Regions from separate parts of the Homo sapiens genome. Here region 1 is linked to region 2. A link is an interaction called in ENCODE POLR2A ChIA-PET data of the cell type or tissue named here. Cell type or tissue: A673. All regions are shown on one strand. Each heading gives the region's core, and the rest is flanking DNA. Links, peaks and the distances in the headings are about the cores only.

Region 1 (16,758 bases), core at 4,646-9,645, 110 kb before region 2:
ATATTGACATGCTTTGGATTTAACCATGTGGGCGACTTTAGAAGCAGCCTTATTAGGATGCTTAAGTATATTTTAGACACCCTCACGCAACCTTTCTACTTCTGAGACCAGGCCTGTCGGTGTCTGGTGTCTGCCACAGCAGCCCTCATTATGGGAGATGTGCAGGTAAGAAAGCAGGAACAAGAGAGTGAGAAACCAAGGGTGCACAGCAGAGGATGTGAAAGCTGGAGCACTGTAGATCCATCAACCTTGCAATCTCTGGATGAGGAGATGAGTCACCATCAAGGCCAAGGTGGTTTTGGAAGTCAAATGTGAACTCCCAAATTCCTTACTGGGTGCTATATTTATAGGCCACACTTGCAAAAAGTAATCTTCTTTAACTGGTATTAATCATTACTACAATTACCTTACATTTAAAAAAAATTCTCTGTGCAAAGGTGGCGCTAAAGGGCCATTCAGGTTTACAAGAAGGAGGATGTTGAAAGCAATATGTCCTTAGATGCTTTTGGCCAGGACAAGTGACCTACTTGACCTACTCCAAATTCACTGCTTTCCAAAGGCCAGACGAGCTGCATTTGAATTACCTTGTGCATAATTAATGAATTAATTAATTACAAATGTAGACTCTCATGTCCTACCTTATCCTATTGAGACAAAGGGAAACAGGGCCCAGGAATCTAGATTTAACAAATGCCCTAATCCATGCCAAAGCATATCCAGATTTAAAAACCACCATCTGACCATTTTCCACCCCCTGCCCTTCTGCTGCAGTCCCAGAGAGGAAGCAGGTGATTCCTCATCCCCAGGCACAGACCCGGTGAACAGGGCAGAACTGAGTGAAGAGCTCCTTCCCCAGCTTCCACCAGCCTAATGGGCCAGAGCCAAAGCAGATGGAAAGACTGCTTTTGCCTATTTCAACCCCAATTCCCAAGCCAAAGCTCAAGTCTTACCTCTCCAAGCAAGGAAAGGCAATGACAGCCAGTGAGATGCCGGCGAGAAGCTGAAGGGAGCCCAGGCAGCAGCATATATGTGGCAAGTCCAGACTTGGTAGAGTGAGCCGGTGGAGGCAGGAGCAGTTCGTGGGACTGGCCCAGCCTTAAGCTTGGCACAGTGACTACACCCAGAAGCCATGCCGGGAGCTTACCGTCTTCCTGGAGGAGAGGAAGGGGTAGGCAGTAGAGAAAATGGTGGAGACGGGTAGTTAGGCCCCAGCCCAGATGCCAACATAGGAGCCATTTTAAACCAGCTTTTGCGTAACCATGGCAACAGGGTAGACAGTTTCCAAAACCACAAGAGAAATGTCTCTGCCTCACGATATTTTGAGGGCTAGTGGGTCGTTGCTGTTTTTCCTCAATCATAATCCTGTGCAGTTTTCAAGAGGTTCTTGGGTAAGTGTCCAAGAGCTCTCTGGACCACTGTGATCCCATATTTTAGTGTCACTGGAAAGTGGCATCAGTGTCCCTCAGCATGTCGGCCCTCAAGGTTCTGTCCCTTTGGGATCCGTAGAAGAGCAGGCACAGAGCAATGCCCATGGAGCACCTGGAACCTAATTCTGAGGTCCCCAGCACAGTCACAGGCCGTGGCGTCCAGGGTAGCGACTGAGTACATGTACCTTCAGGCTGGGACCCGGCACCCTTCCTATTGCAGGACACGCTCAGATCCGCACAATCTCAGGGGCAGCCTACACAGGCCCCCACTCAAGATGTTAAATGCTAAAAATGAACTAATGTAGACTTCTAAAACAGACTGCTCCAAAAACTCCCTCAAGAAATAGGAGTGATGATTTCACAAGAGGGTATTTTAAAACACAAACCACCTGGGAAAATATTTGCCACGAAGAAGATAGCAGTGAGCATAGCACAGTACCACACCCATGGCAACTACTCAGCAACTTGTACTTAGGGTTGTTTTCATGAAAACTGAGTTTCATATAAGTCAATAGAAAAATAGGAAAAGAATGTGTTCACAGCAGACAGTTCACAAAAGAACTTCCTATGGCCCACACAGCACATAAAATATTATCCTCATTAGAAATAAAAAAGTATGCATTAAAATAATAAAACACCATTTCCCCACACATTGAATTGGCAAAGTTTGCTTTTTGTTCTGTTTAAGATAATACCTGGTGTTATTAGCCCAGCAGACACTTACTTATACACTGCCTGGTGACACTGTAAGCTTTGCAAACTAGCACCATGTATCTGCAGAGTGATCTGGCAGTTCATGGTACAAGACTGCAAGCTTCAGAAATGTTTGTATAGACTTTGGTGCAGTCATTCCATTTCTAGGGAATTCATCCTAATAAAAGAAATAGAGCATGTACAAATATTTATCTACAGAATGTTCCTCACACTATTTTTTGAGAAAAAATTTAGACGAACAGCAGTTTTGCTCATGGGTAGATGACCAAAATCCACAGCATAGAATTTAAAGTTCAGCTGGGAGAAATAAATTTGGTTGTATTACTGTTTCTCCTGCTAAAATGCACATATCATAGGAATAGAACATGTTTATGGGCTTCATCTGCCCCCAGAGAGAAATCTATAGAGCCCTTTCTGTACACACACCCACAAACTCTGCACAATGGCCCCAGAGTAACGCATAGTAAGGCTTCCTGTTGCCTGCTGAAGGTTATAATCAGACAAAAGGTGGTTTAGAAGAGCACTTCCAAGTATTGGCATCTGTGTTTGCACTTAGAAAATCACAAAGATAGCTTTGACTTTTGAACCAAAACCCATGGTGGGGCTTCTCTCTTTGCTACAGAGACAGTGACCTAACTCTGTTTCTGGAGTGGTCAGAATTGTGGAATCTGCTTTGTCAATTCATTTCCTTTCAAATTCATTTGCAAATTTATGGGGATAATGTGCTACACCTTGATAGCTTTAGACCGTGAGCTCTTGGCTTAGAGTGTGATTAGATTAGGCAAACAACCTTACTTTACTCTTAAGTTTCTTCTATCTAAAAATGAAATTACAGAAAAAGGTGACTGTATTAGTCTATTCTCACATTGATATAAAGACCTACCTGAGACTGTGTAATTTATAAAGAAAAAGAGGTTTAGCTGGCTCACAGTTCTCCATGGCTGGGAGACCTCAGGAAACTTACAATGATAGTAGAAGGCGGAGGGGAAGCAGGTATGTCTTCACATGGCCAGAGCAGGAGGAAGACAGAGCAAAGGGTTCCTTTGAAACAATCAGATCTCGTGAGAACTCAATCACGAGACAGCACTGGTGGGGATGGTGCTAAAACATTAGAAACCACCTCGATAAGCCAATCACCTCCCACCAGGTCCTACCTCTAACGCTCGAGATCACAGTTCAACATGAGATTTGGGAAGGGACACAGAGCCAAACCATATCAGCGACAAAGGAAAATTTTGCATAGAAATCGTAAGGCATATGAATTCGGCATAGTGGATGAGGATCTGTACTCTGGGGCCAGACCACCTGTGTTTAGCCCAGGTTCCATGACTTACCAGCTTTCTTACTTTGAATAAGTTACTTTACTTCTCTGTGGCTCAATTTCTGCCTCTATAAATTGGGGGGTGATTGAACCTACTTTAAGGTGTTGTCAAGATTAAATGGACTAATGTATTTGAAGCACTTGGAACCATGCCTGGCACATAATAAGGTCTCTATATGACGGAGCTATTCTTATTATCATCATCACTATTAAATTATTAGTATATTTTCTTCTCTCTTCACTTGTGCTAAAAACCATCAATAAATTAAACCACTTAATTCCAATCCCCTTTCTTGCATCTTTAGAAATATTTTGAAGGCACATAATGAACTTTCAGCATAATTACTGAGGTGAGAAATATGTCTCTATGTTCAAATGCTCTTCCAGGAAAAGACTTGAGAGCATCAACATGGCAACAACTCAAGAGCCAATGGGTTTTGTTCCATAAACCAGATACCTAGCAGGTTAAATATGAAAAACTACAAGTGTGTTGTTGTAGTCAGATGAGTTCAACAAATGTCTTGAGCATTAGATGCTGCTCTGGATACAAATGCAGATAGATACAAGTGCAGACAGAATACCATAAGAAGCAGAGAAAAGAAATAGCAGTGTGTGTGGATGGCGAGCGGAGGAATGTGAGCTACTAAATTACATAAAGCATAGAGAAACCACAAATGGTGGGGTGAGCCATTTAGGGGGCAAAAATTCCCCAGCAGGTAAGTCTTCAAGGTCTTTTGGTTAACATGACTGGTATGCATATCAGATCATCTCAGCTTTGTAAAAACTGTTGCAATAGGGAGGAACTATTGATGTACAAGCCAACAGAAATCTAAATCACTCGACATTTTTAAAAAACATTCATGCTCCTTGGGAACCTATGGATTATATTGGGAAAAAATTCATGCTGCTTAATGACATAATGTAAAATGTACAACTTTTACTCCTTAATAATAAATTCACATGTTGGTATTTCCATCAGTTTACCATAGTGAGACTTCATGTTTAAAGACTCTATGAATATAAAGGAATAATTCAAACATGACTTCTTTACTCTACTAGCAGATATAGGTTTCTGTTTTCAGCATCAAAACTCTAAATTATATGTATAGCTGAAGGCCTAACATTCAAAACTTCTCTGCTGATACGATAAAAATTTATTTAGCCTAAGAAAATTGCAGCCAGTTACTCTGCTCATATGTCATGATGGCACCTTTATGATTTTGATATTGACACAACAGCCATATATTATATTTAACAGGAATATATTATTCATTCTTTTAACAAGTATTTATTTTGCCAAGCATTGATGCTGATAAAAATAATTATACTTGCTCATTTGACTCTGGACTGTATCATAATTTAGACGTCTTTCTCTCGATCTTTCAGTAAAAGCACTTAGGCGAGATGACAATCACATGTTCCTCAGTCAAGCTGATGTCTTTCCAAAAGTTGTAAGATGTAAATATACTGTTACTCACCCACTTTCACCCACTAGTTTTAGCATCCATTGAATTACTGTTGCCTGAATCAATTACTACCAGCCTGTGTGATCTTCTAATGATGGAATCATTACTATTCTACATTCATTTGTTGAGATCCATTCATTGAGTAAGGAAGAGCTCTCTTTTTCTCTCATTTATTTATTTAGTATGGGCTGTGTAATCTTATTTTATTAAATTATTATTCATTGTACTGCTTAAATTTTTTTAATTTGCTGCCCCAGATTTGGTGACAGGGAGCACCTTCAAGCAAACTCCTATGTCATTTTGATATGTCCCCATCATTTTTTGAGCTTTTCTTACTTTCTGACATAACATGTTACAGGCTCACCTCATGTTGCCCCAGCCCCAGCCCTGGAAGAAACCATTTTTCCAAAATGCCCAGGCTCTTTTTAGTCAAGAATGGTGTTACAACTCAACTCCTGGGTGCTATAGGTGCTCATTGCTACTAACATGTCATTGCTGCCAAGTCTCAAGAGACAGATCTAGGAAATATGTGAATATGTACGTATATACATACATGCAGACACATCTCTCTCTCCGTATATATATATTTATACCTATAGATATATAGAGAGCTCTATGTAGATATCTATCTGGAGATGTGTCTGCATGTATCTATCTATATATGTGTATATATATATACACACATATGTATAGAGAGAGATGTGTCTGCATGTATGTATATATGTGCATATGGTCAAATGGCATATATATTTATATACATATAAATACTACATACATAGGCACATATATACATACATGCATGTGTGTGTGTGTGTGTGTGTGTGTATATATATATATATATATATGTCATTTGCTTACACTAGTGAGTCTCCACAGGGGGCAGTTTTGCCCCCAGGGACATTTGGCACTATCTGGAGATGTTTTTGGCTGTCACAGCTGGGAAGGGGACTGCTGCTCACATCTTGTGCATAAAAGATAAAAACCAGGGATACTGCTAAATATCCTACAAGACACAGGACAGCCTCCACAACTGAGAATTTTCTGACCCAAATGTCAATAATGCTGAAGTAGTTGGGAAGACCTGGCTTATACAATGACCTCTAATTTCAATCTGACACCACACTGTTCACTCCAGCATGTCCTTCTCTGGCAATGAGAAACATAGCCTCCTTTAACACATAGGCAATCCTAGAATGCACTGAAAGTATGTTTCCGAATTGCTGTCCCATACCTCAACAGGAAAACAAACCTATTTCCTAAAACTCAGTGTGATAAGTATGATTCCGAATTGCTGTCCCATACCTCAACAGGAAAACAAACCTATTTCCTAAAACTCAGTGTGATAAAATGGGATTTTTGTGTTTTGTTTGGCTTGGGTTTCAGTTTGGTTTTTCTCTTCTTTCTGGCTTTCTTTGGCCATTAGCCTGAGGATAGTCAAACACTGTTCAAAAGTTACTTAAATTATTTGGGTTGTTTTGAGTTCTTTCCTGAATGTAGTTAATGAATGAGAACAACTTGAGCTTTATTGGGTTTTTTTTCTTCTCTGCACCTGTGGCTTTGAAAACAGACTATGTCTTACTGAGATCTGTGTGCCCGGAAGTATGAAGGTCTTTAAACATATTAGCTCTATTGACCTGTGTGATTTTCTGGATAAACTTTCATATCAAAGGAGGTTATTTTCCTAATTTTTTTATACACATTTTCATTTTCCTGAAAATATGAGGTTATGACAATCCCAGAGCACACCAGAGTGATAACAGGAAGGGCCAGGGCACCCCAAGGCTGAGCCTGAAGGTGACTGGGGAGGGTTAAAAATCAGTAGTCTAAGTGGAGGTAAGTAGGAACTTCTTAGCATGGGTAGACTACTATCAGGGGCCATGGTAGAGGGTAATGCAAAATACAACTGTCCTATTTGCAGATGACATGTTCTTTGGGATCTTGAAATTAAAAAAAAAAAAAAATCCCACAAATCTGTTATTAGATAAAAATGCAGCTGCTGGGCGCAGTGGCTCACACCTATAATCCCAGCACTTTGGGAGGCTGAGGTGGGCGGCTCACCTGATGTCAGGAGTTTGAGACCAGCCCGGCCAACATGGTGAAACCCCATCTCTACTAAAAATACAAAAATTAGCTAGGCGTGGTGTGGCACGCCTGTAGTCCTAGCTACTCAGGAGGCTGAGGCAGGAGAATCGCTTGAACTCAGGCGGCGGAGGTTGCGGTAAGCCAAGATCACGCCACTGCACTCCAGCCCGGGCAATGGAGCAAGACTCTGTCTCCAAAAAAAAATGCAACAAAAACTGACTTTTATAAAGTAATGCTACTGGGTCACTTTACTCATGGATGATGTATTTTGAACTTCCATCTACAACTCAAGAACAGATGTTAGATGTCACCATAAAGTACAAGCAAAAGGTGGGCAAAACAAACAAACAAAAACCCAAAACACAATACCTTTGACACCCACTGGCAGAAGTAAAACTAAAGAGTAGAAATTGCAAGATTCCAATTTCAGTTCCTTGGAAAAAGTAACTATATTATAATTAGTACTGCCTGGAAACAGATTTGGCTGCATCAGAAGGTCAAGTATGTGTCATCACCATCAATGTGGGGAAAAGGGCTGGGTAGCACCTTATGGGGATACGGCTGAAAAAATTCACACTTTCAGGGGAGGAAATGAACAAGTTCACCTCCAAGGGTTTTTTGTAGGGTTTCTTTTTCCCCCAAAACTTGAGATTTGTGTATGCTAATGGCATTGACTTAGTAAACTGCTTTGTGGAGAAAATGTTGGCATCTTGAAAGAGAAGGAAAACATAAACAGAAAATCTAGGGAGCTTCATGAGAGAATAGGGTGGCAGTGGGGGAGGAAGTGGAGGGTGTGGACCTAGGGCACCACACCTGGGAGAGTGTAGTGGAACTGGTTTTGTTTTCTGAACTGTTCAACCAAAAGCTTTTTATATTTCCCCATGGTTTTCCAGGCAACTGATTGAGGAGGGTATATGCAAGATGATAAATGGGCTTTTCACTTCTTTCCACTGGGGCAGCAGTGATTCTATGGCGATGTAGCTAATATGACGTGAGAGAGTCGGTTGCTTTCTAGCCTCTGCCAGGCTCACTATTTCTGTAATAGTGACACTCCATGAAATAGTTATTTCTGTGACATCACTGACACTTTTAAACAACAGATAGAGGAAAGATGTGAAGGTTCCATGTCTCTACATGTGGCTGAACTCTCAAATGTGGTTAGAGAATCATGTTTTCTCCAGTGCATTTGAGCTGAACAGTAAGCAGGATTGCTTGGTGAGTCGTCATTAGATAGTGACTCAACACCAGCACCATCTCCTTTAAGATACTGGTTTTGTCTCTAACTTAGATGCCACGACTTTGATGTAATTTTATGATTCTCCTTTCTAAAAGTGAATCAGCAATATGATAAAAATTTATTCAAAAATGTGTTAATACCAAAACAACAGGATTACTGTTTTAGTACAGAGGAATGTAAGGGACTTTGGTTATACTTCCAGATAGCAAGAGTGACACACGATAGAAATTGGTATCACCAAAGATTAAGGAATCATCTTTGGAATTTAAAAAATGGAAACTAAAGTGATGTTTTTTTAAACTCAAAGTTGGGAAAACTTTTATAAACACGATGTAAACCAGATTTTGAAGTAAAATATTTATAAATTTGGCTACATAAAAACAACAAACAAGTTAAAAAAGACATTAAACTGGAAAAATATCTGTAAAACTTGACTGACAAAGCAATAATTTCCCATAAAGCCAATGAATTTTTACAAATAAAAATTTTAATTTAATGAAAAAGAGCAGAAGTTATAAACAAAAAGTTTACAGAAGAAATACAAAAACGGCAAATAAACATGTGAAAAGTTGTTCAGTCTTATTTATAATAATGTGAAAATTAAAACAAGACATCATTTTTTAAAAATCAAATAAGATACTGATTTCATCCAAAAGATATTTAAGAGTTTATTATACCCAGGACTGGTAAGACTGGAGAAGACCCTGTTCTTCTCCAATGAACACTATTCAATGAACAGTATGAACACTGTTAGTGGGAGCAAAATTAGTGCTTTTTTTTTTTTTTTTTTTTTTGAGACAGGTTCTCTCTCTGTCGCCCAGGCTGGAATGCAGTGGTACAGTCTTGGCTCACTGCAACCTCCGCCTCCTGGGTTCAAGTGATCCTCTCACTTCAGCCTCCCGAGTAGCTGGGACCACAGGCGTGCGCCACCACGCCCAGCTAATTTTTATATTTTTGGTAGAGATGAGGTTTTTACCATGTTGGCTGGGCTGGTCTCAGACTCCTGACCTCAAGAGATCCTCCCCGCTCAGCCTCCCAAAGTGCTGGGATCACAGGAACGAACCACGACACTCGGCCTAGTGCATGCTTTTTGAAAATAAATTTGACAGTATTTATTAAATCTGAAGCTACCTAAATCCTTTTACCCAGAAGTAACTCCATTTGTAGTAATTTACTTCATGGAAATGGATATATATGAAAATAACTGAGAGATGACTTCAAATAGCACAAAGCTAGAAACAAAAAACATTCCTCCATAAAGGGCCAGTTAAATAAATCCTGATCAAGCCAGAAGGTAAAATAATATGCAGCTATTAAAAGGAATTATTTTGAACCTCTTTTTGATGATTTGCAATATGTCCAAGATCATGTAGTATTAAGTGAAGAAAACAAGTTGTAGATTATTTTGTGCATGACACAAAAGAAAAACCGTTAACAATGGGGAATGGAATCCAAAGATTGTAGCTTTATTTTTCCTTTATCCCTAGAGAGTAATACATGAGCATTTCATCTTAAACACGCACAAATGACAATGCTATTACTGAGGAATTCTTCTCCAGGGGTAAAGACTTCATATCCCTAGTGCCTGGCTTAATGCCGGGCACCTCTCCTTTTCATTCATTGTCAAGATCCTAAAAATAATTGTCAAACCTGTTTTTCCTCACTTATTTTCTTTTAATTTATTATTTATTTAACTAAAACGAAGCTTTTTTGGACCCTTAACTGCAGCAAAACTGCTCAGATAAAGGAACTCAGCAATCTCCCAATTGTCAAATTAAATGTTCTTTTTTGGTCTTGATCTCACATTTCCTATTTGTGGCATTTGCTACTGATGACCACTTGCCTCATTTTAACCTGCTGCCTTCCCAATTCCCTGTCTCCTGCAGGAGCCCTTCTGCCTCTTGCTTTAAATGTTGGCATCCCCTCAGGTCTGAGGCGGCAACTGTCCTGCTCTCATGCTATAATTTTCCAAATCTAGATCTCTCAATAGAGCACTCTTCCTGAACTCCAGAACCTCATATCTAACTGTGTGCTGGTCGTCTCCTGCTGGGTCTCACAGCCACCTGACGTTCATCAAGTTTAAAGCTGATATTAGCACAGTTAATTCCAATTACTTGTTGCAAATTAACTGTTTTGATACTGAGCTTGCTTACCTCCATAGCAGAGCTCAGAAACTAGATGAGGAAATAGTTGGCTCTATGACCTATTTAAATCCTTACAACATGTGCTTCTGTGCTTATGTTCTCTTCTGACCCTAAAAATGGCTTACCTGAGTTTATCTAATTTATTCTGACATTTACACATGACTTTCCAGTTTGCAATGTGCTTTGACAAATATCTTTTGATTGTCTAGCTATGGTCTCCATTTAACCTCCTGCATTTTTTATTTTTTTTACTAGAAACTCATCCAGTTAATACATTCTCTAGTTCTTATATATAGAATTGGATAGAGCCAGACTTCAAACCTGTCTTCTGAGTCTACATTCCATGTTCTTTCCACCACACCATGCTTTCTAACTAGTGTAGATACTGCAGGCACTATTTAAGTTTCTCTGGTGGTGATTTTACCATCATGCTCTGGGAAACAACTTTGCACACATACCCATTTATTTTTTTTCTCAAATAAATAAACTCTTACAGGACTTTAAAGTTGTCTTCTCATTTTATAATTGCAGAAAATGGGGTTCAGAATATTGAATCGCCTTGCCCAAGATTGCCCAGGTAGAAAATGACCAAGCTAGAACAAAAACCCAGGTTAGAGTTCCTGGTTTAATTTTCTTTCCTTGCATTTGTGATTTATAAAAGAATGCTTCCCAGGCTCATGCTGTCTACTTCTATTGAGCTATAGAATCATTCCAAGTTACATTACTATGTTGGAAAAATAAATAATCCCTTTGGCCATGTTGTGATTATAAATGTAGCAGAACTGCAGTTTTATAAACATACAAGTTGGATTTTTGATGGCGAGAGCTGTTGTTGAAAAGGCAAAAGTTACCTAATAATCCTTTCTAGCAGTTACCAGCATTGAACATTTCAGTTTTGCCAGAGAAACATAAAAACTCATAAAATTCCTAACATGAATCAGACTTTAGCTCTCAATGTTTAGTGAAACTATTGAAAATGGGAAGCAATTAACAAGAAGTAATTCTTTCTGGAAATAAGATGTGCGTATTGATCGCTGTCAGGTCAACAAGACCTTTTACATTAGTAGACATTGCTTCCTGGGTACCTTGAAGTGTATCCTTGGGTGGAGCGGAGTGGGAGAGAGAGAGTTTCGCCCTAACTGAACGCCAAGTGCAAGGCAATGCAATGCAATGAGATGCAATGCAAACATATTTACCTCCTAGCTATTGGGGAAAAATTAAGGGGTGAGAAATGTGAAGATAGACGTACTGAATATACTCTGGAAAAAAAGTGGGGCATAAACTGAACATGCCCGGTGGCAGCAGAGGGGAGGTAGGAAACCTGAAGATGCTCCACTATAATTTTAGTAAGTCTAATGGTAACCTGGTATATAACACATCACGAAAACAGATCAGGAAAATACCCAGTGCTTTTTTTTTTTTTTTTTTTTTGGACAGAGTCTCCCTCAGTCGCTGAAGGCAGAAGTATAGTGCCGCAATCTCTGCAACCCCCGGCTCACTGCAACCTCTGCTTCCCAGGTTCAAGCGATTCTCGTGCCTCAGCCTCCTGAGTAGCTAGGACTACAGGCATGCACCACCACGCCTGGCTAATTTTTGTATTTTTAGTAGAGACGGGGTTTCACCGTGTTGGCCAGGCTGGTCTCGAACTCCTGACCTCAAGTGATCTGCCCGCCTCGGCCTCCCAAAGTGCTAGGATTACAGGCATGAGCCACTGTGTCCGGGCCCAGTGAATTTTTAAAATGCTTTTTTACATTCAAGGTGTTTGATGTGGAAAGGAAGATTTCATTTCTCAGGTCTATAACATCCTGCAGAAAATCCATCTGGGAGATGACTGTAGTCTCCCAGGCAGTTGTATCTAACTGCGCCTCTGTTTCACAGTGCTATGTGTTCACTCTTTCTTATCTTTGTCCCTTTCTTAGCTTACAGGCTGAGAGCACAGATTTGAAGTTCAGCCATGGCTTTGTCACTTACTAGCTGCTGTGTGGCCTTGGACCACATTTACTGAGCTTCCATTTACTTTTTCATAAAATGCTAGTGATAATATTGTAGAACTGCTATCAAGATTAAGTGAAATAACATAGATGAAGCACTTTACTTAGCACAGTGCCTGGCTTGTGATAACATGCAATCACTTGTAGCTATTACAACTTATCACCTTAATACCTAGCACATTTCAGGCAGTTCCTGTTTATAGCATGACTCAAGAATTCTACCTTGACCACTGGATTTTTCCACCACTGCCATATTAGCTTGTTAAAGTAGTACTATGGCTCTGGGACCTCCTTGGGCAAAAATCATCCGTAGCTCCCTCTTACCAATCCAATAAATCCAAAATGTAAAGTCATTCACTAGCCTCAACCTAACTTTCAGTTTTATCTCCCAGTTAAACTCACCAGGAATCTATACGCTTTGTTTGTGATGCATTCTGCATTTTTAGTGAACTAAAGGACTGCTACCCTTGCACTTGAAAATTTTGAAATGTCAGTAGATGGTATCAAGTTCCCTTGCCTGCTAAGGGTTACAAATTTGCCCATAGGTACCTTCAAACAAAGGTAAGGATTCGAAGTGTGTGAATTTCAAGTGTTTCTCAAGTGCCTACAAAGGAGATTAAAATTACCCAAAATGCCTATGAAACTAAGCGCCAGAAAAAGGTCAAAGCCATTTGACCAATCTTTCTTGTTGATCAACTTACCTATATCCAGGCGTCTTCTTGACATGGTATTAATGTTATTTTGACAAAATTCTCATTGGACTGTGCATGTCACAAAGCATCCAAATTCTTTTTTCTGTCACTTTTCCGATAGACTGTGTGTATCTCTTGAGAAGCCTGTGTAGATCCGTGCTGGTAGGCTGCCCTGTGTACAGGTTCCTAAGCTACGCATCTCTAGTGCTTGCAACATCTTTCATGAGCTTTGTCTTTCTTCCAACTTCAGCTTCACAATATTTCTTCCATCTGCCCCCTTCTTTCCAGTCTCTGCCTCCAGCCACCCTAGTTCAAGACCTCATCACTAAGATCTATGGTCTATCGTCACATTCAACTTCTTGGTTGCCCTCCTTCCACTTTCTCTTCCTGCCCACGATCCCCAGGAAGGGTAGTCTTTGCTCAGAATGCCAGTCCCTGGAACAACCCATAACACAGGTAGAAACCATTCTTTCAGAGAAAACTTAGGGGGAAAATCTCCAGAAACATATTTAATGGCTTTTCCAGGGACCTCTAGTTCCTGAATCCAAAGTTCTGTGATTCACTTCCCTGAATGGCATTTTTTTCCCCCTTTGATGTCTGTGTTTGGTTCATTGTTTGTTGGTTTCTATCTCTTCTCACCTAACTTTTATATGTTAAAAACAGCCTGGAAAACGTCTAGCACAGTATTTTTATTTCACAGAAGAAACTGAGACTCAAAGGTTAAATGACTTATTTGGCATATACTCATTCAAAATTAGAATTATTCTGTGTGCTGGCTTCTACCGTGTTCAGTTTACGTACTTGAAATCTTAGTCTGGATGGCTTCATTTTCATAGCAACAGACACGATATTGGAATAACAACAGCAAAGCATATTTGGTCCACTAGCCCAGTAATAACAGGTATGGTGTATTTCACAGCTCAGCTTGAATAGAGAGATGATTGCAAGAACCAAAGAAATGCAAATATGCAAGCAATCTTGATTCTTCAGAATGTTATCCTAGCACTTCCTTCTATATAAGATCCTCTAGTTCATTGTCAGATTTAAGGAAACTTGTAAAACTGATTCCTTTCTTTTTAGTACAACTGCTGATGATTATGAAGGAGGGAGAGCCAAGGAGTGGGGTACAGCGGCTCCTTGAACCTGGTTTCCTTTTCTTTATCTCCTTTCTACAGTCTTCACCACCACCACTACCCTTTCATATCCACAATATATAAAGAAAAACGTGCTTATTTTAGTTTTTTTTCTGAAATTTTTCCTTTTCCCCTAGGTACTGACTCTCCCATATACACAATTTTCACAATATAAGCAAATTTAAAATGATCATTATCGCTCTAGCAGAGTATTTACTACATAGCCTTACATATCTATAATGCTGCATTAAAAAATCATCCAACGTATGCCTCACAATTGTCAGAGCCAGTCTTCTCTTACTTATACTGAAATTTACTTGATAGCAAATGATGGTTGAATAGAGCAGCTCTTTGGTGTTTACTCAGTACATGCCTAGTGACTTCACAAACCCTCACATTTATAAATTCTAGTGTAGATCATTACTCTATAAAATGATGTCAAATATTATATAACATATACAGTAATATTGTAGCTGACTCCTCCAGAAATGAGAACACATAGGTAACAACAAACTGACTGAGAAATGGATATTGGCCTCCTTGGACTTTAGCCATCACTCTTAGACTCACGTCCAGTGCTTTCCCTTTGTAACCCATGGGTGCGAGAGCTGGAATGCTGCTGACTGCCGTCTGCAGGGTCCTCAGCCCCTAATGCAAATCCCTGCCTTCTATAACAAACACCGCATTTGCTTTCTGGGAAATTTAGTAAAGATGCTTCTCAACTTATGACGGGTTTATTTCCCAATAAACCTATTGTAAATTGAAAATATCATTAATTCAAAAATGCATTTAGTACAGCTAACTTACCAAACACCGTAGCTTAGCCTTCACCTAACCTACTTAAATGTGCTCAGACCATTTACATTAGCCCACAGCTGAGCAAAATGATCTAACACAAAGCCTATTTTGTAATGAAGTGCTGACTAGCTCATGTAATCTGCTGAGTATTGTACCAAAAGTGAAAAACAGAATAATTGTATGGGTACTCAAGGTACAGTTTTTATTAAATGTGTATTGCTTTTGCACCATCGTAAAGTCAAAAAAATCCTACACCAAACCATCATAAATCAGGAACTGTCTGTATAGTGTATGTGCAACATGGAACATCCTGATGCATTCTCTATGCTGTTTCTTCCTACCCTTTCCACCCTCTCCTCCATGCACATCCCTGCTACAACGATCAGCTCATTCCCCACACCCTTCTACAAACATCAGCTCCTAGATTAGGTAGGAGGCGGTGAAGCCTAATGGTTGCAAGCACAGACTCTGAGGTCTGTGTCTCATTGGTGAAGATATTACATTGTGCATGTTCTTAGAAGCTAAAGGGAAGAGTTCCAGGGTAGCAGTTCAGTAAATGCTGTTGTTTATAATGATACTGATGATCATGATATTATAGCATGTGAGTGAATGTTCAAGCTCCATACCAACTGAGCAATGGGTCAGGATTTTCTTCCCTCAAAGTCATATAGGTTATGACTATGAGAGCTTTAGGTAGATCTGAGAGGAGTGGAACCGAGTTGTGACTGTTGTACAGTTTTTCATAGTCCCCATTTGAAAGCTGTTCTTATCTGAGGCCAGCAGACCTTTCCCTGTGGAAAGTGTTATCTACCAAGCATTGGTGCAGATTGGGATTGCACGTGCTGTCCTGCCCACTCTTGACAGATGGCAGGGAGCCCAAGCCGTCCATATGCTGCTCTGTTCTCCGAGAAGACACGGGCACAAAAACAGATTTGGCTGGTGCAACTGTGACCGTGGGTGTCTCTGAAGCAGCGTCCCTGTCCTTGGGCTATTCAGCACCAGACAAGGTTCCAGCAGTTGAATATAGTCTGTGGTGGACAGCAGAGAGCAAATCCAGCCCTCAGATGTTGAGAGGGAAGCCTTATGGATGTCCTTGGGGATATTAATTTGTTTACTTGAGCAAGGGTGACCATAATTCAGTGTCAATCTGCTTCTACACTGTCCTTTTCTGCTGATGGGCATCTTGCTATAGTAGAGTAGGGAATTTTCTCTGTTTTCATTGACTTTTACTTTATAGAAATTCCACAAAAAATTAAAAATAGAACTACCATCTATCTAAGGTCTAAGACTTGTCAGGACTTACTATTCTTTCCTAAAAGCAGTAAGATGTCTTCAGATGACCACAGAGGAAGACTACAGGAAAAGAAAAAAAAAATAAATAAGGTTTCAAAATAAGTTTTCAGAGAGATGACATTCTCCCAAAAAGGAAAACTTGAAATTTTGCATCCAAATGTAACTGATATTTCAGAAATAGCTTGTTCTATGCCAGTATGCTGTTTTCCTTGTTTTAACTTTTCTTCTTCCTTGTGATCATTATTTTTAAGATGCAAAGATTTAATTGATCTTAAAACCCTCCAAGTGCACAAAAGAATTCCCAGGAACAGATCAATCATATCTTATGTTTGGAATTAGGTTCTAAATGCCCTTTTTAAGTTGCAATTAGCAGCTTCCATCTTTGTTCCTTTTTAATCTCCTCAATTACCTTGCTAAGTCATAACTGGGCCCCTCCTTCCATGAGCTGCACTGCAGTGAA
Region 2 (16,758 bases), core at 7,733-12,732:
AAACCATAGTTCCTCAGAAAATGAACGGAGCATATGCAGCTCACAGCTGAAGAGAATCTGAATATCAATAAGCACTGCAGCGGCCCTGTCTGCCCATCAAGTCTCCCTCCCACTGCCTCAGAAGCTGCCCACCCGAATTCCTGTCTATATGGTTAGTTCTGTGCAGCCACCTGCTGAGTTTAGAGTACCCAGTGCCCAATCAAACCCTAATCTAGGTGTTGCAGTAAAGTAATTGTATACACGTGGTTAAAATCTATAATCAGTAGACTTTATGTAAAGAAGATTACCCTCCATAATGTGGATGGGCCTCAACCAATCAGTTGAAAGGCCTTATGACCAAAAATTGAGGTTTTATTGACAAGATTCTGTCTCAAGACTGCAGAATCAACTCCAGCCTGAGTTTCCAGCCTGCCAGACCACCCTGTGGATTTCAGACTTGCTACTCACCACAGTCATCTCTAAAATAAATCTTTTTTTTTCCTGTTCTCTTCTGAGAACCCTGACTGATCCACAGTCCCCTATACACAGGCCTCTAGAGATTCCCCCAAGTGTACTAACCTTCCCCACCCTCCACCCCCTCCCACCCCCAAGCTCAGAGAGTCTTGGATCTATTGCACAATCCATTAAGGGTCAGCTCTATCATGAATGAAACAAGCTTTAAGGGTTTGCACCATGTGGGAACTTAACCGTTATTTAAACATGATTACTATATGAAAAAGCAACCTACAAATACACTTTGAATGAGTTAGCATGTCATATGTTACTTTATATCATCTCTATCTTTATAGTCAGTCTCTGAAGTAGGTATTGCTGTCCTCACTTTATGTTTGAAAACCTGAAGTTAAAAGATGTTCAGGTAATTAGGCCAAAATCACATGTCTGGTCTAAGTAGAGTCAGATTTGAACTCAGGTTGACCTGATGTACTGTATTCATTGCACCATCCTCCTTCCTTATAAGTGAAAAACTACCTAAGTAAGAATTACATGGTGGAAAAATATTTTATTTTCTTCAGTGCCACTTTTATAAGCATTCTCTATAGAGAAGGATTTAAACATTAGCTAACATTTATTGAGGACTTTACCATGTACCTGGCTCTTATTTTAAAGATTCTTTAAATGAAATGTCTGGGTTAAATTATATATCATTTCTGTAGTTGGGCATTTCAAAATTCTAAGACATTGTTAGTACTAATGATTTTCCCAGCTCCATCGACTTTGGGTCATAGATATTTAATGAAAGATTTCTACTCCCATTTTTAAATAATCAATATTTCATATTGACATTGAATACTATGTAAATTATAATAAAAAGATGGGATTGTTCTTGAAAGTTTTTTTTTTAAAGGTTTTGTTTTGTCTTTTTGTCCTTTTTTTTTTTTTTTTTTTTTTTTGAGATAGAGTCTTGCTCTGTCACCCAGGCTGGAGTGCAGTGGCCTGATCACAACTCACTGGAGCCTTCAGCTCCTAGGCTCAGGAGATCCTCTCACCTCAGCCTCCCAAGTAGCTAGGACTACAGGCACATGCCTCCACACCCAACTAATATTTAAATAGTTTGTTGAAATGAGGTCTTGCTCTGTTGCCCAGGCTGATCTCAAACACCTGGGCTCAAGCAAGCCTCCCGCCTCAGCCTCCCAACGTGTTGGGATTACAGGCGTGAGCCACTGTGCCTGGCCTGTCTTGTTTTTAAAAATGTTTTGAACACCACTGCCCCTGGCCCCCAGAGGCTGATGTACAAGAACATGAAAAAGCATTCAAACTTCAGGATTCTTGCCCTAACTTTGCACATGTGATAACCCAGATGATGGACTCACTTCATCTGGGCTGTCATCTCCAACCCTGGCTGGTGTTTTGTCTGACTCTTGGCTACACAGGGACCTCTTTAAAAAGACATGCAGGTCTGTGTTTATTCTGAAGACACAGAGGTTTTAAGAAATATTCTTCTACACGACTACAATCAGTACAGAAGTACAATCAGTAAAAGTAAAGGTAACTAAAGACCAAGGAGCCCAATTCAAGAAGTATTACTTTAGGGTCTCAAAACTATTCATTTGGCAAGCATCTATTAAGTACTTGCTTTATAGAAGGTACTTGAGAAGGAATGAAGATGAATAACAGTGTCTCTCTGATTAATAATGAATGTGGCAGAGCACTGTGGCAGACACTCTAACAGTAGTGCTTTTCTAAGCAATGGTAGCAACTAATTAGTGGTAGTGAAATCAATTTAATGGGTCACAAACACCATTATTTTTAATTAAATAGAATACAACAGAAGAGAATGAAAATAAAGACAGTGTGTGGCATGCCAAAAGGTTAAGTATTTCTCTCTGTCTTTCACTTGTATACGTGCTTATACTGGTTTCCAAAGTAAGATGTATTTCTTGCTGTGAGATGTAGCCAAAAGCTATTTAAAAGCCACTGCTGTAGAGAGAGAGAGAAAAAGAAGAAAACAAAAGCCTTGCTCTCAAGAAGTTTGCATCTTGCTGGGAAGATAAAGCTATTCATGAACAGCAGAATCCTTTGTCTATGGCAACTGAGACTAAGAGATAAAATTAACGTTGCTGACTTAGTGTCCCATGGGATTAAGATCACGGGAAGAAGTCAATGTGACAGTACGTTACTCCTTTCTCTTTGAAAAACTTTTTTCACTCAGCTTCCAGGACCGACAACACACCCTTTGTTGATCGTTTTAAGCCTGCCTAGTTTGTGGTTTCTTAGCTCCAAACTTCTAAGGGTGGAGCAATGCTGAGTGGACATGGCTCTTGGACCATTTCTCTCTTCTACCAACACTCACTCCTTAGGTCACCTCCTTCATTCTCAGAGCTCTAAGTCCCAGGTGTATGCCCACAGGGATGTTTGCAGCCACCCTGAAGCCCCAGTCTTAGATAGTAAGCTACCCTATTCAACATCTCTGCTTAGATGACCCATGGGCATTTCAAACTTCCTACATCCCAAACTGAACTCCTAATTTCCATCCTGAGTCTACTCCTTCTTTAGGCCTTGTCATCTCAGCTAATGGGAATTCAGTCCTTCCAGCTGATCAGGTCAAAAACCTTGGAGTCGCCCTTAACTACTGTTTCTCAGTCCACACATCCAGATCATCGTTAGCAAACCTCTTGGCCCTATCTTCTCCCTCCACCGCTGCTCTGCCCTGGCTCCTCCCCTTTAGCTACAATCTAGGTTATTGCATGAGCCTCCAAGGGTCTCTGATTCTACTCTTGTTGCCCTTGAGCCATTCTCAACTTAGCAACCTGCGTGATTCTCTTGAACTAGAATGTGTCTGTATCTCATCAAAGCCTCCATTCTACTCCCATCTCACCCCAAGTACATGCCACAGCCCTTACCACAGCCTGTAAAGCCTCCTGAAATGGACCCCCACACTCCCCAAATCACTGTCCTCACCTTCTGCCACCTCTCACTCCACTCCACTCACCTGGCCTCCCGCTGTGTGCATGGCAGTCCTGCCCTTTCTTCAGGACTTTCTCATCTGTGCTTCTTTGTGCCTTGAGCACTCTGCCACCAGACCCCAGGGCAGAGTCCCTGACTCCAGTCAGTCGGTACCTAGAGGTCTCTTAATGTAGCCTGCGATGATGCCACTATTAACATGCCTATCCCACCACCCACCTCTCCTCCACACAGTCTTCCCCCTTTCCTGCTTTCATTTTTCCATAGTACGTATCATTGCCTAACATACATTTTGCCCATTTTATTAGTGTCTGTCCTTTCCCTTCCTCATGACAGCAGAGCTTTATTTTTTAACTTTAGATTCAGGGCATACATGTGCAGGCTTGTTACGTGGATAGATTGCATAACACTGAGATTTGGGCTTCTATTGAACTCATCATCCAAATAATGAACATAGTACTCAGTAGATAGTTTTTCAACCCTTGCCCTTCACCATCCCCTCTTTTGGAGTCCTCAGTGTCTACTGTTGCCATCTTTATGTCTGTGTGTAGTCATCGTTTAGCTCCCACTTACAAGTGAGAACAGGCAGTATTTGGTTTTCCGTTTCTGCATGAATTCATTTAGGATAATGGCTTCCAGCTGCATTTGTGTTGCTGCAAAGGACATGATTTTGTTCTTTTTTTATGGCTGCATAGTATTCCATAGTGTATATGTACCACATTTTCTTTATCCAACCTACGATTGATGAGCACCTAGGTTGATTCCATGACTTTAGTATAGTTTAATAGGGCTGTGATCAACATGTGAGTGCAGGTGTATTTTTGGTAGAGTGCTTTATTTTCCTATATATACTCAGTACTATGATTGCTGGGTCAAATGGTAGTTCTATTTTTAGTTCTTTGAGGAACGGAGATTTTTTTCTCTGCCTGTGAATTGCGGTATCCCCAGTACCTAAAATAGCACCTGTTTCATGATACAGTCCTCTCTATGTATCCATCAGTTCTGCATCTGTGGATTTAACCAACCATGGGTCAAAAATATTTGGAAAAAAAATCCACAAAATTGCACAAAACAAAACTTGAATTTGCTGAACCCTGAGTACTATGTTGAATCCACACAAATGAAGTGATGTGCAGGCATTGTATTTGGTATTACAAGGAATGTAGAGATGATTTAAAGTATATGGGAAGATAATGCATAGGTTATATGCAAATACTACACCATTTTATATCAGGAAGTTAAGCATCCACGGATTTTGGTATCCTGGAACCAGTCCCCCACAGATACCATAGGATGACTGTATATACTCAATAAATATGTGTTGAACAAGTGAATGAATACTTCTAAAGCATTTTGATAAAGTCACAGAAGAAGTGGAACTTTTAACTCCAGCTTAACCACAAAGTAATCAGTTTAAAGTGAAAGAAGAGAACCCTGTAATGAATACTCCAGTTGGAACATTTCCTTTCAATGGACCTTGAGCTAGCCTGGAAGCACTGATTTGGATAACTATTGAGTGTATCATACTCATCTGTACACATGTTTGTGGGACATCCTCTGTTCATTATAGATATCTTGCTGCCTGTGGAAAGTAGATTGAAACGTAGCTTAAAGTACACACCCTCAAGAGGCAACTTCCCTGTATGATGATTATGAAAGTGGAATTTTGAATCACACATGTGCATGAGGACACCAAAATATTATTCAGTTATTTTCCCGATCTCAAGAACTAGATGCATGTGGTTTGACGGTTTCATTGCATTAGAATGGATGGGATTCAGGAAGGAAAGATTATTTTGGCCCGTTTGAATGCCGTATGCTTTCAGGTGTTATAAATGTAGCTTGGAATAAAAAGTCCAAACAGCCCCAAGATGCAGTGGGAATCAGATGATGATGACGAGAAGCAGGAGGCTCTGAGTTGTGTCTCTTCTTAAATCTATTGAGATTTTTCTTTGTTTATAAATGTCAAATATGTAAGTTAATGATTCACAAGTAAGCCTCATTTAAGAAACTTAATATTTCAAAATTGATAATAGACTAAAGGAAAATATTTGCCGAAACCTTTTTTAAAATTTTTAATTTTAAAATTAAGTATTAATACTTGAGATGATTGACTTGATATTTTATAGACTCTAGCTATACTATTTGTTAATAATAACATTATCAGATTTTGTGTCCTAAGGAAAAAATTAATATACAAGTTTGACAAGTAGTTGGGTGTGTATAGCAACAGACAGATGTGCTGAGAGGTTTATGTGATTTTAGACAACACCAAGGATTAGTGTTGATGAATGATGTTTCCACATGTGGGCTTCTATTGGCAGCAAGAGGAAGGTCACTAATCTTCTACCCACATCTCTGCTTCTGAACACCAGACACAAAATTCTAGTTTGCCTCAGGGAATTCAATGTTTGCAACTAGGAATTATAGCCACAAACATCATAGGATATGGTGGATAGACACCAGCACACTAGTAACTATAACAATAATGGAAAGCTATGATGGCTCAACTAACAATTCCAAGCCAACAGATATGCCTCCAATACACCAGAAAATGAAGTTATCTTAAAAACTAAAAAGGGGCTCTAAGTTAGCTTATCTCCTATATAGTCAGTGGAAAAAATATATTTACCATAGACCTAGACCTCTATTTTTTTTTTTTTTTTTTTTTTTTTTTTTGAGAGGGAGTCTCACTCTGTCACCCAGGCTGGAATGTAATGGTACCATCTTGGCTCATTGCAACCTCCACCTCCCAGGTTCAAGCAATTCTCCTGCCTCAGCCTCCTGAGTAGCTGGGATTACAGGTGCCAGCCACCAAGCCTGGCTAATTTTTCTATTTTTAGTATAGACAGGGTTTTACCATGTTGGCCAGGCTGGTCTCAAACTCCTGACCTCAGGTGATCTGCCCGCCTCGGCCTCCCAAAGTGCTGGGCCAAGCATCTAACACTCAGTACTTGTTACAAGTTCCAAAATGCTATGGGATTGTATCTCTCAGCAACTTAACACTTGAATTTTAGGTTTAATAGAAAATTACTATAACAAAGTTTTGAAACTCTTATAGACAGCAGCCTGGTGTGAAGAAGAGTGTAGAAATTTGAGTAAGACAAACCTGTCTTTCAATTCTGACAAGCTGTAACATTTGGTCTAAGTTATTTAATACCACTAAGTCTCAATTTTTTCATCATTGCAATGGCATTAAGATAACATAAGGTTTTTGTATTACGTGAAATTATGTTTGTGTATTAGATGTTATAAAATGGCTACCGACAAGTCCTAAGGTCACATGCATCCCTATTAATATATTCAGTGAGAGAGGAGGTATCTTTGTCCTGGCATTTCATGCACAGGTCCAGAGATGCTTGCTGACTGAGTAAGCTTAGATCATTCACCTCTGCCCTGAGCCAAGCAATGAAGCCAGGAAGTGTGATTTGCTGATTGTCCTACCCCAACTCTTGGGCTACTCCTGAAATACATGGACCTCGAATTGAGGAGAAAGCTTTTCCCAAAGCAAAATCAGGAGGCTTGGCTACAAGAACCAGAAGTGGAACTGGGATAGCTAAACCTATACGTATTCACTACCGTCAAAATAGTGGGTGAATAATTAATAAAATTCATTTCCCTTCCTGTCCCTACATCATACTAGAATCTTAATATCTTGTCTCACTGTGTTGCCCAGGCTGGTCTTGAACTCCTGGATTCAAGTGATCCTCTCACCTCAGCCTCCCAAGTAGCTGGGACTACAGGTGCATTCTACCACACCCAGCATCTTAGTTATTATTTCTTGATGTGATATCACGAGAGTGTCTTATCCACAGTTAGTGCCCCTTTTGATGTCATCCAGCACCTCAGTAACATTTTCTACTAGTCCCCAAAGGCCCATGGCTCCCCAATCCCTTGGGGACTGCAGACCTAGGCCCTCTGCCATTCCCCTGCAGGGCTATTTATCAGTGGCATTTGCACTTCACACACATATGTTCAATTTTTAAGGAACAGTTTCATCACCAGGAAAGGGGATTTATGGGAACAAGCTTCAAACCCAGTAGGAAATTCAGAGGTACTGAGATTTAATACTCGACTCAGCTTGACTTACTTAAAGCTGCTCTTTACTCGTTTCCTTCCTCCACCCTCCAGATTCACCAGATCCACTCAAAACTTATAAACTCCTTTAACACCAGAGACTGTGTTTTATAAAATGCTTTTGGTGTATTTACCCAGCCCCTGCTATGGTGCTGGGTACCCTGCAGATACTGTAAATGTTTGTGGGTAAGAATAATTCTACAGGGTCATGGTAAGCAAATTACCGTATGTATCACTGTTTACAATGTTCTATTCTTTCAAGATCATTTAAAAATGTTATTTGGAAGAGCTGTGACAAAGGGTATAAATTCTATTTAAAGAGGTAGGTATTTACTCTTATCCTTAAAAGGTAATTTTAAGCAATCTAAAACAAATTAAGTTTTCCACCAATTTCGGGCTTCCAGGGGAGTAAGAAAGGGCGGTTGCCAGGGAAATCTTCTCCTGATTGGGAAGCAACAATCATGCCTAGGGATCTGCACATTGCATAATTGTAATTTTCCTATTCTTGCTCTTTTTTTTTTTTTTTTCTGTTTTTGCTATGAGAAGAGCAAGCTAAAAAGGCTAAAGGGACATTTAAGCCAAGTCGCATTTGTCAAGGTGAAAGCTGTGTGGAGCAGAAAAGCAGTTCTCCCAGCTGCAAAGAAGATGCAAAGAAATCGAGTGAGTAGGGAATCTGAGAGCCCACTAAAAGTGCTTAGAAGGCCAACACATTACAGCCATTTCTCTAAAAAGTTGTAGGCAGGAACCTAAAGTCCAGGGTGGAGCCTTCTTACAAATGCTAAAACGCTGTTGGGATGCTTCAAGGCTCCCAAGCCACCCTTAAAGGTGTGGCTGTCCTGCAAGTTTTCTAATCACCCACTCCCTCCTCCAAACTGTTCATGCTTGTTTAAACAGCAGCTGCAAACAATACTTGGTAAGGCAGCCCCAGACCAGGAAACAACAACACTCTTTCACTTCAGAATTAAGTGTTTATTATTTTGAACCCTCTTTTAGCAGTGCTAGAAAATTAGTGACACGAGAACGTTTATGCTTATTTGAATGGTTACATTTTATTTTAAAAACCACGACTGTTGAGTGGGAGCGTGCACCCCATTCTCTTCTTCTTTTTTTTAGTTTATTGGTTCATTCACTTAATCATCACGGATTCATCAGAGGCAAGGTAATATTATTAAAAGCTTTGATGTCAGACAAATGCACATTTCTACCAATTATTATGACCTTGGGCAAGTCGTTTCATCTTTTTTTTTTTTTTTTTTTTTTTTTGACACAGAGTCTCACTCTGTCGGCCAGCTGGAGAGTGGTGGCACCATCATAGCTCACTGCAGCCTCAAACTCTTGGGCTCAAGCAATCCTCTTGTCTCAGCCTCCCAAATAGCTAGGACTATAGGCACATACCACCACCACACCAGCTACATTTAAAAAATTATTTTGTAGAGATGGGGTCTTGCTATGTTGCCTAGGCCGGTCTCAAACTCCTGGAATCAAGTGATCCTCCTGCCTTGGCCTCCCAAAGTGCTAGGATTACAGGCATGAGCCATTGCATTTTACCTTTTTGAATCTCAATTTTGAAGCAGTAAGATGGAAATAGTAATGCCTATTTCATACAACTGTTGCAAAGATTAAAATAAAGTAACATAGGCACTGCCCCTAGCTCATTGAGATTATTCCATAATTGTCAGATTTTTTCATGAATGTCAGATGCCTAACTCTCCTTTTTGAATCTCAATTTTGAAGCAGTAAGATGGAAATAGTAATGCCTATTCTATACAACTGCTGCAAAGATTAACATAAAGTAACATAGGCACTGCCCCTAGCTCATTGAGATTATTCCATAATTGTCAGATTTTTTCATGAATGTCAGATGCCCAACTCTCCTTTCATAATGTACATTTTTCTCCTCCTATTTACCATTCCTTTTCAAGCACAGGAAAGTCAAACAGGTTGATCCCTAAGTCACTGCCAAGCACCCTTATTTACCTGGCTGCTGTCATTGAAATACCTTGTGCTTGGGAAGGAATCAACAGCTGCTGAGGGGTAACTGTGCAAATAGAAGCCTATCCCTCATGCCCACCATTCAATTGCTACTTTTCCTTGCTCTACTGCCTTTGTTTTCACCAAATCAACCAAATGCCTAGGTTCCTTCCTCCCAGTTCTTTGGTTCCTGATGAAATAGAACTTTGCTTTATGTACTCACAGCCTTGGGTTCATCAGTTTTCCTCCCAAATCTCTGCAACCCAGAATAGCTCACAGAATCGCACAGGCCTGCCCTTGTATATTTTCAGGACATATGCTTCATTTCAGCTGTCCCGGCTTTCTAAGTGTCTTCATTCCTTTTGTGGCTCTCAGATTTCCCAAAATCTCACGCATTCTCATTACTCCACACCTCACCATGCAACTTCCCATCCTGAGATAATCCGCTCTCAAAGAGTCACGTGCACATGGCTTCATCTCTCAATCATCGTCTCACAGACCATCATTGGCACAGACTGTAATCTATTTAGCTACACTTTGATAACTGCAGCCCAGCCAAAGTGGGGCACTCAAGCTAGATGCCCTTGGGGAGAGACTTTTAAAACTAAGCGTTCCTACATCTGATAGAGTAGTTCTTGTAACTTTTCTTTCAAAGGGTTGTAACCCACTATTTGTTTATTAATTTTTTCCTTCAAACAGACCTTAAAACACTATGATATTATTTTCTTATCTAAAATATGTGCTTTGTAGTTTATCAAAAAATAACAATTGTTACCCAAAAGACATGTCAAAAGACATATATGAATATGCTAGAAGGGGGCGGGGGAGATTCCTGAACTGTGAATGGCAGACCTCAGCTTGGGCAGTGTCACCCTACACTAGTTACTAATCTCTCCTGACCTCAGTTTCTCTATTTGACAAACTGAGGTTATAATATTTACTCTTCATATCCTTCATGATAGTTGTAAGGATCATAAGACATTATGTGAACTTATGTTTTTTTCCAAACTCATGACATGATAAATGTAATTGCTTATATTAATTTGGTCATTACTAAATATGAACATTAAGTTCAACAATTACTATCCCAGAATAAATTCATTTCTTGTTTTTCTTCTCATACATATTTTTAAAAGGTTTTTAATTGATTCTAAGAGCCATAGTTTACACGTTTTAGCATTTTGGATATTGGGATAAATTATATATTCTATGGAGTGTCAGAATTTATTGATGATGTTTATTTCTTTCTTAGTGACACAAAAAATGTTGGGACAATTGCATTAGTATCTTAGATTCAGTAAAATGCGCAGTGGCACGATCTCAGCTCACTGCAACCTCCGCCTCCCAGGTTCAAGCGATTCTCCTGCTTCAGCCTCCTGAATAGCTGGGATTACAGGCACCCACCATCACGCCTGGCTAATTTTTTGTATTTTTAGTAGAGACGGGGTTTTATATGTTGGCCAGGCTGGACTTGAACTCCTTGCCTCATGATCTGCCCGTCTCGGCCTCCCAAAGTGCTGGAATTACAGGCATGAGCCACCGCGTCCGGCCGTGTGTTCCTCTTTCAACTGAGTTTAGGAAAACCTAAAGTGGGGGGAAATGTCAGCACCAAAAGATACTCCACTTCCAGCAGAGCCCATCCTTCAGTGCAGTGACATCATTTCAATTCAGAAAGCATTCTCATCCTGGCTGGGCACGGTGGCTCACCCCTGTAATCCCAGCACTTTGGGAGGCCGAGGCAGGCAGATCATGAGGTCAGGAGTTTGAGACCAGCCTGGCCAACATGGCAAAACCCCAATCCTACTAAAAATACAAAAATTAGCCAGGCATGGTGGCGGGCATCTGTAGTCCCATCTACTAGGGAGGCAGGAGAATCTCTTGAACCCAGGAGGCAGGGGTTGCAGTGAGCTAAGATCGTGCCACTGCACTCCAGTCTTGGTGACAGAGCGAGACACCACCTCAAAAAAAAAAAGGTATTGAAATAGTTCTTTCAATATGTTCAAGAGCAGCCTGGCCAACATGGCAAAATCCTGTCTCTACTAGCAATACAAAAAGTAGCTGGGCATGGTGGCACAGGCCTATAATTCTAGCTACTCAAGAAGCTGAGGCAAGAGAATCGCTTGAACCTGGGAGGTGGAGGTTGCAGTGAGCTAAGATCACGCCACTGCACTCCAGCTCAGGCAACAGAGCAAGACCCTGTCTCAAAAAAAAAAAAAAAAAAAAAAAAAAAAAAACCATCCCTACATCCCTATCCTGTAATTAGAGGATGTTAGCACTTGATTATGGCCATTTCTTAGTCAAGGGCAGGTCTTCCAGTTTTCTGAATGATAACATATGGTTTCAGTTATAGACGGGCTACCACTGAAATAGACAATGCACACTAATCCTCATTTTGTTTCATCAAAAATTAAGATCTCTGTTGGAGTGCTAATGCTTAAACATAATAATTAAAAAGCAATTAATCCTTTTTTCTCATCCATAACTACTATAAAATCTAACCTGTATTAGTTTGCTTTTATTATTATTTGTTTATGTTTGTTGAGTCCAACCCCCTCCTAAGCTGGTGCACACAAGCAGGGCATCCCACCAGCCTGAAATCAATGAGGACCTGCACTCTTTGTCTCTGCTCCAGCTTTCCTTCTACCAAGACTTCCAGCTCCTGAAACTGCCACCACAGTAATAACGCAGGCTTTTCAGAGACAGCTGCAAGGTTATCTTTTTCTTTGGATTTTCCTAAATCTTTTCTCTCTGTGCAGCTGAAATGGAAAGACACAGCAACCTCTGCCCAGCTCACAATAGCAGCTGCAGCCATGTAATTCTCCCTTTCTTTACAATCAAAAGGCAGTAACATTTCACTCTTTGGGCCTGGTATGCTTATCACTTTATATGCTTTCTTCTAAAACTATCTACCTAAGCAATGTCTCCCTTTTGCTTTAGGGTTTAAGAAACAAAAACTAAAAACTGACTCGATTATATCGATGTTAATGGCCCTTACAGTTCAGCAGTTGTGTTTTTCTTCTCCAAGGTCTCGATTTTCTGTCTTTACACTTTCCCTAGAACGGATTACTGTATTATTTTATGTGTAATCTTGTTGTATGCTACCTTTAGGTATATAAATAATGTATTACTATTCAAATTCCACTCCAATGGAAGTCACTTCCACATAACTTCTTAGCTGCTATCATTTGAAAAGTAAGATTAATTGAAAGATACACAGGTTAAATACTTCTCAGCTGGTTCCCTAAACAACAGTTACAGACTGTTTCTAGTATGAGCCCAAATTTCTACCATAAACTAACTTTGAAAAAAATATCTGAACAAAATTTGCCATGTTTTGTTGCATAAGCCATATGAGCTAATCAGTTTGTCATTAGTCTCTGACATACTCCAGAGAGCAATGCTTATGAACTTCACATCAGGATTGAGAAATAGCAAGTGTGGTGTGCGTCATCTATGACCCTCAGCTGTACCAAGTTAATTTTTAAAATGTAATTGCTAAACCTATAATGAGGCTCTGAAGATGATCATATCTATGCAGTGAGTCACCTGCCAATGCAAGGAAAACAAGACTGTTCTCAGCATTTATAATTTCCTGAGAAATCTTTGTTGCTGTGGTGATTTTGATGCTTTTACCTACAAAAGTAAAAACATTACATTGTTACTAGCATAATTAATAAATGACAAGTGTATCAAATGTGATGAGCACAAAGGTGTCCGGGACTATAATTGCTCAGTTCTGCAGGTGCCACAAAGCACAGCCTAGAAAGACAAGGAGCATTAAACAGTGGTCAAGATATGGCCCTAGGAACTGCCTCATTGAAACTCAGCCCCTTCTTAGCTGTAACTCTGAGTGAGCTACATAACTTTAGTGTCCTCATTTGTAAAATGGGAATAATAATAATACCACCCCTCCGCTGTGTGGATCAAATGAGCTGACATTTAAAAAGCACTTAGAACAGTGCCTGCACACAGGAGCACAATATAAGAATTTATTAAATAAAATGAACATGCTGCAGGGTGATGCTTCATCTTGGTTAGTACTTTTCAGAATTAGAACCTACAAACCACTGTTTTCAAGACCATGAATAGTAGCATCTCTTCAATCTGAAGTTCTTAGATCTAAACTTTCCAGTTATACAGGTGAATTAACAATTAAAAAGGAAAGAATTATGCTCTTTTAGTAGAACATCTATTCTCACTTCCTTAGAACCTATAATATTTAGAAATCTGTGTCTGATATGTGTGTGTGCTATTGTGGACAATTTTCTTAACACTTTAGGTTTCAAAGTGACATAAATCATAAAATTTTGATTAATATAATTTTGATCTTAGGAGTTAAACACCTCGAACCCTAGTGCTGCCGTTTTAGCTGTGTGTCCTTTGGCAAGTTACTCACCTTCTCTGACCTCCTGCTTCTCACCTGAGAAAAACAGAAAAATATGCACAGGTTGTTGTATTGATGAAATGAGATCTTATAGGCAATTTTTTTTTAGCACAGTTAAATGTTAATAATGAAGTACCATGTTATTTTAATGGATAAGCAGTAAATAGTTAACATCAAAATATTAAAAGCCTTTTTATTTTCTCATTGCAAACCTGGCCAATTCCAGGGAGCCTTTCCTGGATCCTCCTTTCCCATCACCATTACTGCTAACTCTCGTTTCTCTTCTCGTCTCTGTTATAAATATGTTGAGGGCAAGAACCAGCCTCCCCGTTTTTTGGTCTCTTTTACTTAAGCCTTGTGCAGTGCTCTGTCCACTATAGTATGTTTGCTATGTTACTTCTTAATGAATAAAAAGAGTGGTTATTATGCATTTTTTTTCACGTCATGAAAAATGAAGAAGGAATGAGATCTAGGTTGAGTTCATGTTGAAGTGGAAAATCTAAGAGGAACTGAAGAGAAAGTCATGAAGATGGCTTCTAAAACGTAGTGCAGTGCTCTGCTGAACTCAGAAAAAATGACTGTGGAAAGAAAAAAGAAGAGCAGTGCACTGACAATATGATTTTGTTGTGGTATCCACAGTTAGGGACTTAGAGTAGGATCCAGCAAAGCAAAAGGAAAGGAACAATTCAGACAAGTAGTAGCTACACCAGGTAAGTCAAGCAATCAGAAGGCCAAAAGGGGAGAAACTTGCAAAGAGGTGTTATTTGTGTGTATGTGTGTGCACGGGTGTGCAGAGGCCAAGAAAAAATAAAAGCAAGAAAATGCCATTATCTTCCATTAGGAGATCATTGGAAACCTTTAGAGAGTGCTTTAAGCAGATCTAAGGAAGCTGAATCCAAATTAAGAAAGATTCAGAAAGAATAAGTGACTGGGGAGTAAATGCAGCTGGTAGAGACCACTGGTTTAGGAAGAAGACAGACTGGATATGAGATGGTAAAGTCGAAAGGTTCAAGGAAGGCATAGATCAATCAGTAAACATTCCCGAATCTTAAATGGCAATTGAAAACAAATCACTGAAAAGCTCAAATAAAATTGCTCTCCTTTCAAATGGCATTCTTATGCCTGACTCAACTATTATCAGCATGAGAAAACTGAGATGTACAAATGATTCAAAGCCAATGGTTTTAATTTTTCCTACTACATGAGTCATGTTAAAGACTGAGAGACGTGGATTTGTACATATTCAAAATATTTATGAGCCTATTACAATAAAATATTGTTATTGAAAGGTTAATGTCTAAAGTTTCAGATAATTATATTACCAATATCCAGCACCATACCAAAAAAAGAAAATACTTGGTCTTATTTATACATTTTTAAATAACTAAGACGATAATTGGAATGTTTGTAACACAAAGAAATGACAAATGCTTGAGGTGATGGATACCCCATTTACCCTGATGTGATTATTACACATCGTATGCTTGTATCAAAATAGCTCATGTACTCTATAAATATATACACTTACTACGTACTCATAAAAATTAGAAATGTTAGCCTGTAATCCCAGCACTTTGGGAGGCCGAGGCGGGCAGATCACGAGGTCAGGAGATTAAGACCATCCTGGCTAACACGGTGAAACCCCGTCTCTACTGAAAATACAAATAATTAGCCAGGCGTGGTGGCAGGTGCCTGTAGTCCCAGCTACTCAGGAGGCTGAGGCAGGAGAACGGCATGAACCCAGGAAGCAGAGCTTGCAGTGAGCCAAGATTGCACCACTGCACTCCAGTCTGGGCGACAAAGCAAGACCCCATCTCAAAAAAAAAAAAAAAAAATAGAAATGTTAAATCTAAAAAAAAAGAAAAAGAAAAGAAAAAGGTAGGCTTTTATAAAAAGTGATTTATCTGTTTTCTATCTGAATAGGTTCCACAAGATGAATGGACAGGGTACACCCCACGAGGTAAAGATGATGAAATTCCATGCCGAAGAATGCGGAGTGGCAGTTATATCAAGGCCATGGGGGATGAAGACAGTGGAGACTCAGACACGAGTCCTAAGCCTTCTCCAAAAGTTGCTGCGCGGAGAGAAAGCTATCTCAAGGCTACTCAGCCATCCCTTACAGAACTCACCACACTCAAGTGAGTAGTCCTAACCCTGCACTTGCGATAGTCCAGGTGCTTGTATTATCACCGAGGCTCAGATGGTGTGTCTCCTAGAGTAAGTGGGGCAGAAACATCCTACAGGTGGAGCAGTGCAGTACATTGATTGTGACTTTAGATCTGACGTCCGTACCCCAGTCCCTTTGTAGAGAGAGGCAACAGATGTGTTCTGCATTGATCATAAGCTGAACCCCTCATCTCTAAGAAGCAGAAGAAATCCCATCTTTTCAGAAGCCATTCTGGATTTAAAAGAATCCAGAATGGCTTCTGAAAAGGATTGAAATTTCTGGTCAATGAGAATATACATGTATCCCAATTCTTGAACGTTTGCTCAGGCACGAAGTACACACAAGAACTTTTTCTTAAGACTCTTGAATTTTTCAGATAATTGAGTAACATAATAGAAGAGATTGTCTTAGAGAAGCTTATAGAGTGTGACCGTGCTTTAAAATTGGATATGTGAAGGTTCTTGACATACATTTTTAAATTTGGGCACTCGATATGTATTACAATTGAAGGCCTTAAAAAGGTTTTGTTTTGCAAATATAAATATAGTCATACATCATTTAAGGACGGAGCTACATTCTGAGAAATGCATCATTAAGCGATTTCACTGTGCACACATCATAGAGTACACTTACAAAAACTTAGATGGTCTAGCCTATTACACACTTAGGCTATATGGAGTGGCCTATTGCTCCTAAGTTGCAAACCTATACAGCAAATTACTGTACTGAATGCTGTGGGCGACTCTCACACAATGGT

The links. ChIA-PET counts read pairs that join two places held together with the same protein. Peaks named below come from ENCODE experiments on the same cell type or tissue, not always from the same donor. Only the 100,000 strongest peaks of a DNase experiment are listed, where the experiment ranks them.
Region 1: POLR2A ChIA-PET joins it to region 2 with 9 read pairs; 3 of 35 experiments call an interaction of 5 or more read pairs at or near these places.

Annotation. Positions count from the first base shown.
Region 1 is chr18:3,915,417-3,932,174 of GRCh38, reverse strand. The region is part of intron 3 of DLGAP1 (DLG associated protein 1); the gene reads left to right. Among named protein-coding and RNA genes, the nearest start is that of MIR6718, 38 kb to the right of the region's middle. In A673, for the core only: no CTCF peak of the experiment used is centred there; no DNase peak of the experiment used is centred there.
Region 2 is chr18:3,813,273-3,830,030 of GRCh38, reverse strand. It overlaps DLGAP1 (DLG associated protein 1), which reads left to right. Exons shown (of 13, transcript NM_004746.4): 5 at 15,758-15,972. Among named protein-coding and RNA genes, the nearest start is that of DLGAP1-AS3, 57 kb to the left of the region's middle. RefSeq lists an enhancer at 7,948-8,449. In A673, for the core only: no CTCF peak of the experiment used is centred there; a DNase peak (open chromatin) is centred at 9,930; H3K27ac peaks cover 2,721 bases.